Regions from separate parts of the Homo sapiens genome. Here region 2 is linked to region 1. The links are chromatin contacts, found by Hi-C or POLR2A ChIA-PET in ENCODE. All regions are on one chromosome and are shown on one strand. Each heading gives the region's core, a stretch centred on a gene start or an enhancer-like site at or near the end of the contact. The rest is flanking DNA. Distances are from core to core; before and after follow the strand shown.

Evidence for each region. A loop is a pair of places that touch in the nucleus more often than their neighbours do. ChIA-PET counts read pairs that join two places held with the same protein, here RNA polymerase II (POLR2A). Pooled maps may share reads with other maps.
Region 2: a map of gastrocnemius medialis shows a loop between it and region 1 (7-fold over the local background). The contact joins two enhancer-like sites. A Hi-C loop is called at or near these places in 8 of 168 maps with a recorded cell type or tissue (CD14-positive monocyte, GM23248, IMR-90 and 5 more) and 4 of 50 pooled maps. POLR2A ChIA-PET finds 5 or more read pairs at or near these places in 3 of 52 experiments (PC-9, WTC11 and activated CD4-positive, alpha-beta T cell).

Annotation. Positions count from the first base shown.
Region 1 is chr9:86,731,668-86,736,358 of GRCh38, reverse strand. No RefSeq gene overlaps it. Among named protein-coding and RNA genes, the nearest start is that of LINC02834, 26 kb to the right of the region's middle. Within about 2 kb of position 2,281, at least 5 of the 41 ENCODE cell types and tissues checked have a DNase peak (open chromatin) inside an H3K27ac peak, as active enhancers do; they include gastrocnemius medialis, where a contact is called at or near this core.
Region 2 is chr9:86,791,900-86,797,095 of GRCh38, reverse strand. No RefSeq gene overlaps it. Among named protein-coding and RNA genes, the nearest start is that of LINC02834, 86 kb to the right of the region's middle. RefSeq lists an enhancer at 4,255-5,196. Within about 2 kb of position 2,260, at least 8 of the 41 ENCODE cell types and tissues checked have a DNase peak (open chromatin) inside an H3K27ac peak, as active enhancers do; they include gastrocnemius medialis, where a contact is called at or near this core.

The DNA.
Region 1 (4,691 bases), core at 1,032-3,531:
ATATCACACAGGGTGGTTGGGTTTGTAAACCAAAAGATGTCTCAATTAATTTAGAAGTTTATTTTGCCAAGGTTATGAATTGTGACTCATGGCACATCCTCCAGAGGGCCTATGGGCATGTGCCCAAGGTGGCTGGGCTACAGCTCAGTTTTATACATTTTAGTGAGACCTAAGGCATCAATCAATACATGTGAATATACGTTGGTTCGCTCTGGAAAGGTGGGATAATGTAAAGTGTTGCGGGAGGTGGGCTTCCAGGGGTTTTTATAGGTGGATTCAAATATTTTTTTGGTTGGCAATTGGTTGAAAGAGTTAAGTTATATCTAAAGACTTGGAATCAATAGAAAGGAGTGTCTGGGTTAAGATAAGGGGTTGTGGAGACCAAAGTTCTTATTTTGTAGATAAAGTCTCATAGGTGGCTGCCCTTAGAAGCAATGGCAAATGTTTCCTATTTAGACTTTTAACAGGTGCTGGGCTCTCAGCCAATCTCTTTAGGATCAGAAAATACCTGGAAAGGGAAGGGGATTCTCTATAGAATGTAAATTTCCCCCACAAGAGACAGCTTTGCGTATTTCTTTGACAAAAACACGTCAAAGAAATATATTTGGGGCTAAAACACTTTGATTTATTTCAAGGCCCTGCTATCTATCCTGTGATGCTATCCTAGAGTCAGGTTGGAATTTGGTATCTTACTGCTACAAAGAGTCTGTTCTGTCGGTCTTAGGATCTTTGTTTTAATGTCAATGCTTGTCAGTTGTGCCTGAACTCCAAAGGGTGGAGACCATAATGAGCTATGTCTGACACCCCCTTCCCATCAGGGTCTCAACTGGTTTTTCAGGTTTCAGTGAGTCCCCTTGGCTGACAGCAGGGTTCCATTAAGTCAGTTGGAGGACTTAGAATTTTATTTTTGGTTTACAGATTCTAAGACCTTTTAGAAAACCATTTTACGATTGCAGATCCCCAGTCTGCCCTCTTTCATCCTGCTCCACCCAAAAGGCTGATCTGAATGATCTGCACTCACTGGCCCCTTTGTTCTCTGGCTTCTGGTTGGGTTCACCCAATGGGTGGAGGGAGATGGAGATTTGGATGTTGACTCCCTGGCTCCCTGCTCACTTAGCACAAGCTGACTGTGTCTCTCCACTGAAGATGGTCTGGCTGGTGGCCGTACCCACAAAGCTGTCTCCCCCAAGTTTTGATAACTACTCCTGTCATTGCCTCTTGAGGCCCAGCGTGACACCTGAGGTTTCCCATTGACATTCTCCATGTGACTGCATCATCCCTTGTGATTTCTCTACATGCTGCCAACATCTCTGGAAACAATCCCTTTATTAAACTCTCTTAAATTATCCAGTTTGAGTGTGTCATGTGTTTCCTCCCTGACTCATGTAAGATTCTTTTGCAGGCTGCTCCAAGATATCAACTACCATGTAAAACATTGCTCCCTGGGAAAATTTACTTCAAGGAGCAAGTCAGATTGCCAGGAAATTATCCATTCCCAATGTTGCCCCAGCAGGAAGAGGGGATCTCACCCTCTCAAGTTGAGTAAATGGGGGTAAGCTGCCCCACCTCCAGTAGTTCTTGACATTCCAGTAGTTCCATGAAACCAGATGGAATGGCTGCATGGTGGCCAGGACTGTAGGCAGCAGCAATAGGAAAGGCCAAAGGAAGAGGCTGGATCCCTACAGTCATCGTGTTCATGTGCAGGGACTGAGCTCAACTGAGGGTTTGTAAGTCAGGGGTGGCTTGAGCACATGTCCCTATGTGCATAGTAATATTAACTCATTCATCATGTATTTATTGAGTGGCTCTTATGCACCAAACATTGTGCTTGGAAGATTTTACATCCATATCTCTTTAAGCCTCAAAACAACCAAGAAGTAGAAATTTTGTTTACAGCTAAAGAAACTACATATACTTTGGGATGGTTAATTTTAGGTGTCAACTTGACTGGGTTGAGGGACGCCTAGAGGGCTGGTGAAGTGTTGTTTCTGGGTGTGTTTGTGAGGGTGTTGCCAGAGGAGATTGACATTTGAGTCAGTGGACTGGGAGAGGGAGAGGGTGCGTAATGTGGATGGGCACTATCCAGTCAGCTGCCAGTGCAGCTAGAACAGGGCGGGTGGAAGAAGATGGATAAATGTGCTTGCTGAGTCTTCTGGCTCTCTTTCTTCTTCCCATGCCAGACGCCTGCTTCTCCTCCTCCTCCTGTTGGACATCAGACTCCAGGTTCTTTGGCCTTAGGGCTCTGGAACTTGCACTGACGGCTGCCCAGGGAGCTTTGGGCCTCCAGCCACAGACTGAAGGATGCACTGTTGGCTTCCCGGATTTTGAGGCTTTCGGGCTTGGACTGAGCCACTACTGGCTTTTCTCTTTCCCTAGCTTGCAGGCAGCCTATTATGGGACTTCAGCTTGTAATTATGTGAGCCAATTCTCCCTAATAAACTCCCTTTTATATATACATATATCCTGTTTGTTCTATCCTTCTGGAGAGCTCTGACTAGTACATGTATTTATATTTATCTGTCTTTCCACACACATATACAAAAACACGCACAAACAATATCAAACAACCAGCAATGAAAATTTGAGCTTAAAGGTACAAAAGCTTAACCAACTGCCTCCAGAAACTGAGATCCAGAGAAGTTAAGTGGCTCACCGGGGAAGGCACACAGGAAAGCCCTGGTAGAAATCAGTGGCTCTCACACCAGACTTAGAGGATGTCTATCTGACTGGTCAGCCATCCTTCTTCAATGCATATGTCATTTCCTATCAATTAACATGTCACTAGAGTGCTAATAGATACATGTATGCCCATGAAGAAACAGCCTTCCTATTCAAGCAATGAACTCATCCCATTCATAATTCCCATGAGAGTGTAGGAAAAGGACAGAACCCAGGGGACTCTGTCGTGCCCACTGTGGGAAGAGTCACACTGATAAAAGTACACTGGAGCCTCTGTGACCAAGAACGTCATTTCTGGCAGGCTGAAGAGAGAAGACCAAGATGGCCAAGGGGACAATGTACACATACAAGAAGGAGGACAACTGAGCAAAGAAAATGCACTGCCACATTCAGTTCGGATTCAACACAGTCCGCAGGGAAACTGTAGCCTCATTTGCTGCAGATGGCTTAGTGAGATGCTGCAGACCACATTTCACGGGAGCCATAAAATGTGCCCTCGCAATGGACATGCTCAGGGTGCTGGCCTCAGTCTCTTTCCTCGTTGGCTCTATTGTCTGTTTCGTATCCCTGTCAACTCTTCAGAGATTTCTCTTTTTCCCCACTACTCTTGTGCCCGAGCCTCTCTCACCAACTGCTGGTGAGCCCTCTGGGCCAGCTAGACATCTTCCTAGAAGTAGGAAGGGAAATACCATATGTCCTCCTGTCTTCTCGTCCCCACCCTGTTTAACACCAAATGCTAATCAACACAGTGTTCTCTCAAGCCCTGATACCTTGAAAATGCCAGAAAGAATTAATCCATGAAATGCAATTCCCTCTTGGGTTCATTCGTCCTCATCTCACAGTTTGTGCAGTTTGGGCAGAACACACAGCAATCAGATGGCTGCCAGGATACTTGTAAATCCCATTACTGTTCCCTGGAGGTGCACCCATATTGGAGCCAAAAAATGACTCATGGATGATCAGTTTCACGGTGCTAAACCCCAATCCCATGACAACATCATACCTCATCAGCTTTGACATTCTGTTTTGCAACTGAATCTTTAACAGAACTGGATTTTCATTTACAGCCACTCTCAAGAAGCAATATTAACTGCATGGGGTAATTCTCCAACCAAGATCAGAGGCCTTAATTTATAATCTGGATAGGGTACTGAAATCAAGAGACAATATAGCACTATGGATTGTGGCATGCCCTTATAATTATCCTAGGCAGGTCTGAGTGAGTACTTATTTTTTTTAACAGTATTAGGTTCCTTTTATGAGCAGAAAATTGACTGCTTCCCACCAGTCCCTTAGAGATGTGATCCATGTTAGTATTCATTTTAAAGATACAAGAAAAACACTTAAATAGTTTTGAGAATGAAATTTACAGTGAATTTTGTGGCTCCCTCTACAATTCTTTAGTTTCAAGGTCAAAGCTTGCCTGATAATATCAACATTAAGAAAGACCTAAAAATAATAATATTAAAATTATAGTTGCTTAGTATTTAGCACCTAGTCTTTAAAAGTCCTTGTTCTAAGTACTGTACATATTATCTTGTTTAATCCTCACACTAATCTTATAAAATAGGACTGCTATTATCCCCATCTTATTAATGAGAAAACTAGAACTTTAAGAGGCCAAAATAAATAAATGTTCAAGGTCACATGGCTAAGTGTGGCAATGTCAGGATTCAAGTCAGATCTCTCTGACATCAGAACCCTCTTCTTCACCTCTAAACAACACTGGAGCAGAGGCAAATGAGATTTGATTTACTCTTCTCCCATCTTTTCTGCCTTACGTTTGTTTTTCCATTTTTCCTCTTTCTGCAATGTTTGGAAGACTGAGGAGTACAGCTCCAGTCTCAAAACAATTTAGCAACTGCTTGAGTCAGAGGCAGTTGACCTTAGAATAACTGGGCAGGTTTTTATTTGAAGCTCTATTTGTTGAATAATAGCTTATCTCTAAAGAGAAGTATTTGGATGCCAAAAAGAAAAAGTGAGGAAAGAAAGATAACACCTAAATTCAGCCC
Region 2 (5,196 bases), core at 1,011-3,510, 61 kb before region 1:
GCTATGAAGAGACCAAGAAATATCCCAACCCCATTCTTCAAATGCTGGAATTCACAACTCCTGCCATTATAGCAAATCTCCAAAAGTAACCATGTTCAGAAAAGCTGGCAGAAATTAATGAGTTCTCAACTTTGGCAGGGGAATTTCATGGGGTTTTGTGGAGTCCATGTACAGAATACAAACTTCCTACTCTAAGTGCTTGACCTCACAGAGGCCGGCCTCAACAATGGCCATGCATGGATGGAGTTAAAATGCCCAGGTTTCAAGTCAGCAGTATGCAACAAGACCTTCAATACATCAGTTATGTTAAATAGAAGTTTTTATTTGAAGGCAATTAATTGCAGCCGCAACATATAAATACTTTAAAAAGGAAACAAACTACTGGTTAGATAGTAGACAGAGTTGTTTTTTCAATCTGTCTTTCTAGTGCAGCCAGAAAATAAAAAGCTAAAATCTTGTAAATAATATTTAACAATATGGAGCAAGTCTCAAAATACACTAAGTGAAAACTTGATCAAACAGCATACTAATTAAAATTTCCATACGATGACACATGTACTATGAAAATATAAAACTCAGCAGGCAATACTCTAAAATATTCACATTTGTTATCTCTGACAGGCATGGTTTTAGGTGGTTTGCTTTTCTTGTTACCCTTTTCTGTTTTTTTTCAAGTGTTTAAAAATAAACATGTAATATTGTCACAGTCAGGGGAAAAAGAATATTCATAACAGCCTACATTTTACATGGCAATGAGTATTCCTGAACTGGGTGTGCATCTGAATCACACAGCGGTCTTTGTGCAAATAAACGAAGGGCCAATTTTCCTGAGTGTTTGAGAAAAAATAAAGTTTTTCTGTGAGATTTATCTGTCCATGTCTTTGGGCACAAAAACACAGACACAGATACACATGTTTTTTTTTTTCCTGTTGTGCAACCCTAGAATATTTGGGCGTTTGGCTCCAAGTCTGAAATTCCAGTTGTTGCCTCCAAATCTGGGAGCCCTTTACGTCCGTGAAACACAAGCTGCAGCTCCCCTGGAAGAACACGCTCCTCAGCTTCCTGCCTCATTGCAAAGAAAACTGCCCTTGTGTGCATAGCCCTCACCACCAGGGCCAGCAAATGAGAACAGCTTGGAAAAACAGCGAGATGCTTGCAATAGTTTGTTTGGTGTCTCAGAAAATAAAATCCATCTTTCTTCACCAGATGAGAGTCATCGCTTTCAGATGATTTTGGAAGAGGAGTCATTCCCTACATTGAATCTGGAAGGCTGGCTGGGTTTCCAGGACTGTGTTTTCATGGACATGAAGAAGAATTTTACGAGAAAAACAATTGCAGAGGGCTTGATTTCTATAGGATTTTTATCTCCTGCAGATTCTTCCAGCTGGACCCTTCTTCCAGATGTTTGTGAGACCTATTTAATCAGATTCTCCAGGGATGGGGCTCTGGCATTCACTTTCGCAAGGTTTACAGGTGATTCTGATGTATAGCAAAGTTTGAGAATGCCTGCTACAGCAGGACGACAAAGGGGGGCTTTATGTAGAAAAACAATGGCAATGAAAGCACACATTGCATTTGCAGTAGAGATATTTAAAGGCAATCTTAAAAATGATTTTTTAAGAAGACTGTCTCCTTGGCTAGAAAGGGTTGCATACCATTATTTCACTTCATTCACAGATCCCTCTCACAGTCTGAATAGAAACAATGAAGCAACCCTAAGGCACACTCAGTCAGGGCCCTAGGATGCCACATAAATCAGCTCAGGGCAAGCTGGCCCAAGTGAGGGTGAGTGCCGCAGAGGTGAAACAGCCCGTCTGGTGACCAAACGCTTTTTGCCTATTAACTGCACGTGTTGACTTTGTGTGGGGACCTGGAGAGTCCAGTCGCCACAAACACGGGGGTCAACAGCCACTTGGCAGCCTCTTCACCCTGAGCAAGTGCTGAATTAAATACAACTAGCATTTAAACAGCTCAGCATCCTCCTGGAGAGCCACTCTGCGAGGTGGGGTAAACACATGCCCTGATTTGTGAATGGGGTTTAGGCCCATTGCCCAGGTGTAATTCTTAATAGCACCCCCTTCACACTCAGAAGTACCCTGGTTTTGTAGATAAGTTGTATGATCACCTGGCTTCAAGGTGAAGGTGATGGCCTGTTGGCTTAGGGAGCTGAGGCGGGGGAGGAGAGCTGATAATTCCTCTGCACTCCCACAAAACAGTTATGAAGCAATCGTAGTGCTTCCAGCACAGCCACAGCTCCCTCCTTTAGCAAGCAGCAAAAAGAACTCCTTGGGAAAACTCCCTCCTCATTCTTTCTCCCCACCCCCTTGCACTCTCTCTCTCTATATATGTATTTAACTCTTTCAGTTTCTTTAATATCCATCATTGTCATCTGAGCAGCACAACGGAGTAACTGTATGTCAATTTTCACTTTGTAGCATACACTCTTTATTCCCAAATTACCCCAGTAACCCAAATAAGAAAGGAGAAAATGCACAAAGAATTACTGTGGCCATCTGGAATGCATAATGTGGAAAGATCTGCAATACATTACATGGTCTGGAAAGTGGCTGGTTGAATTCCAGAGAGCTCAGATAGACTTCAAAGTCTGGCTGTACATCAGTGAAACTGCTGATCTGCTCCAATATTTAAAGTGGGTGTAGATGAATGAATTTATTACAGTTTTTATCTTCTGGGCTCAGATGGGGAAATGGGATCATAGTCAGGCTCTCCTTTAATTTCATGCTGAATTTTTTTCTTAGATTTTATTTTTCTCCACCTTAATGCTGTACTATTTCTTAATTTTTCTTTTGAACTGAAACGTACCTTCCTGAAAACTGACTGATGTGCATTAATAAAGTAACTCTGTAGAGACTAATGGCCTAATCACGAGCTATTTTGCATAAAGGATCTCAATTCCAAATATATGTATATAAAACTCCTGACTTTTCTCTCTCTCTCTGTCTCTCTGATGGAGCAAGTCAATAGATCTGAACTCAACTGCATGGAATTTATTTCTAGAGTTGAATTTGGGTGATATCTAGTTATAGTTGCTGATTAAAAATATAAATAAAAGCAGGACTCAGGAAATATTTGGAAACACTTGATTTAAGTCAAGAGTCTGCTGTCAGGAACTCCCTTCAGGAAGAGATGAAAGAGCAATTCTTTAGGTTCAACCGCCTCAGAATCCCTTTGAGAGGCAAGCTTCTTCACATCTCTGCCAACTTGGTTGCTTTTATCTTTATACAAATTTTTCTTGATCCTTGAAAGAATCTTAACACATACAATTTTAAGCCAACTCCATAGGAAATGTCTGTGCTCCCCCACCTTCAAGAACTTCGGGGTTCTATTTCTAAACTCTAAACACAATCTCACCAGCAATTAAATATTTCTTCTGGATCTCTTTTTGAATGGGGAAGAAAAGAATTATTTTTCACACATACATAAAGGAAAGAAATATACTAGTAAGGTAAAGTTAAGAGTATCATGATAACCTACAGCTGCTGCTTTCCTTCTCTATTTTGCCAAGTATCCATTATCAATTTCTTGGATTTCTATAATAATTAGATTATCAAAACATAGCTGAAGTTCCTACTAAAATTTTCAAAACTAGCCCAGGACAAGAGGAGCAAATCCTGAACTGGTAGAGTTTGACTTCCAGGTCACCCATCAAGCTCCTGGGAACCGCCTTTTTTTTCAGAGGCACTTTCTCTACTTTCTTCCCATAGTAATCAAAGAATGAGATACTCACTCTTAAATGAGCTTTCCCCTTCAGGCATCTTTTCTATTTGAAAAGGGAGTTAAGGCATAAACTTTCTTCAACTCAAAGGGATGAATCTCTCATGTAGGCCATGGATAAAGAAAATTTTGTGGGGCACAGGGGCTTCTGACAATTATGTCATGAGAGTGTTTTCCAATACTCAAAGAATAGCATTAGCTAAAGTAGTTGCTAGAGGTCAGTGATGTTTACGGAAGGCCTCAATATATTGTCCAGCCATGTATTGTATTCCCAACCGAGTTCCACCATAAGACTTCTGAACAATAGCTAACAGGCAACTTGTGGTGGTTTCCTAGGGCTCCCTTAACAAGATAACACAAACTGTGTGGCTTAAAACAAGAGAAATTCATTATATTACAGTTCTAGAGGCCAGAAGTCTGAAACCAAGGTGTCAGCAAAACCATGCTCCTTCCAAAGCCTCTAGGAGAGTATCCTTCCTTGCCTCTTCCAGCCCTGGACTTTCTTTGGCTCCTGGCAGCATAACTTCACTCTCCACCTCTGTTGTCACATGGCCGCCTTCACCCCATTTGTCTCTATATGGCCTTCCCTCTCTGTGTGTCTCTGTGTCCAAGTTTTCTCTTCTTCTAAGGACATCAGTCACTGTAGGTTAAGACCCATCCCAATGACCTCATCTGAACCCAGCTGTATCTGCAAAGACCCTATTTTTAAATGAGGTCACACTCACTGGAACTAGGGGTTAGGACTTCAACATATATTTCTGGAGTAGACACAATTCAACCCATGACATGCTCCTAGACATAACAACTGAAGAAGAATGAAGACCAGGATCATATCCTACAGGGCAACCCTTAGTTCCTCCTTGATAGAAAGATGTAATTCAACCTTGAAAAGCCAAGGACAAATAATTCTAGACAACTCTAGAGACTCTAGATGGCTCTAGAGTAGTGAAAAGATGGGTCATTCCATGTCTGCCTCAGTCATGGAATGACTGTAAATAAGGAACTATAAAGCTCACCTGCTCTACTTTTCTCTGCAGAGCCACGTAAATGTGAGTCATCACAAATTATGATTCACCTCTGAGTCACCCTGAGACAGGGCTAGAGAAGATGACCCTGGGACCCTCGATTGTATCTTGGATCATTTCAGCCCAATCTTGTTTTTATTAGCAATCAGAGCTAAAATTCTGCATCGTGGCACAAGTGGAAAGGTGTACTTTTTAAACACCACAGTTGAAAACCATATAGATGGGTTCCAAGAAGGAGGTATGTGATCCTTGAAGGCAGGAATTATGTTAAACTCATCTTCATAGACCAATGACCTGACAGGCACTCAAGGAAAGCTTGATTAATAAATAAAGGCCCTTTTTACTGGGAGCTTACAGATATTAACTGACTTGCCAAGGAGTCAGAATCAGGGATTTGAACTCAGGTCTTCTGCATCCCCACTGGGAAGTCTTTACA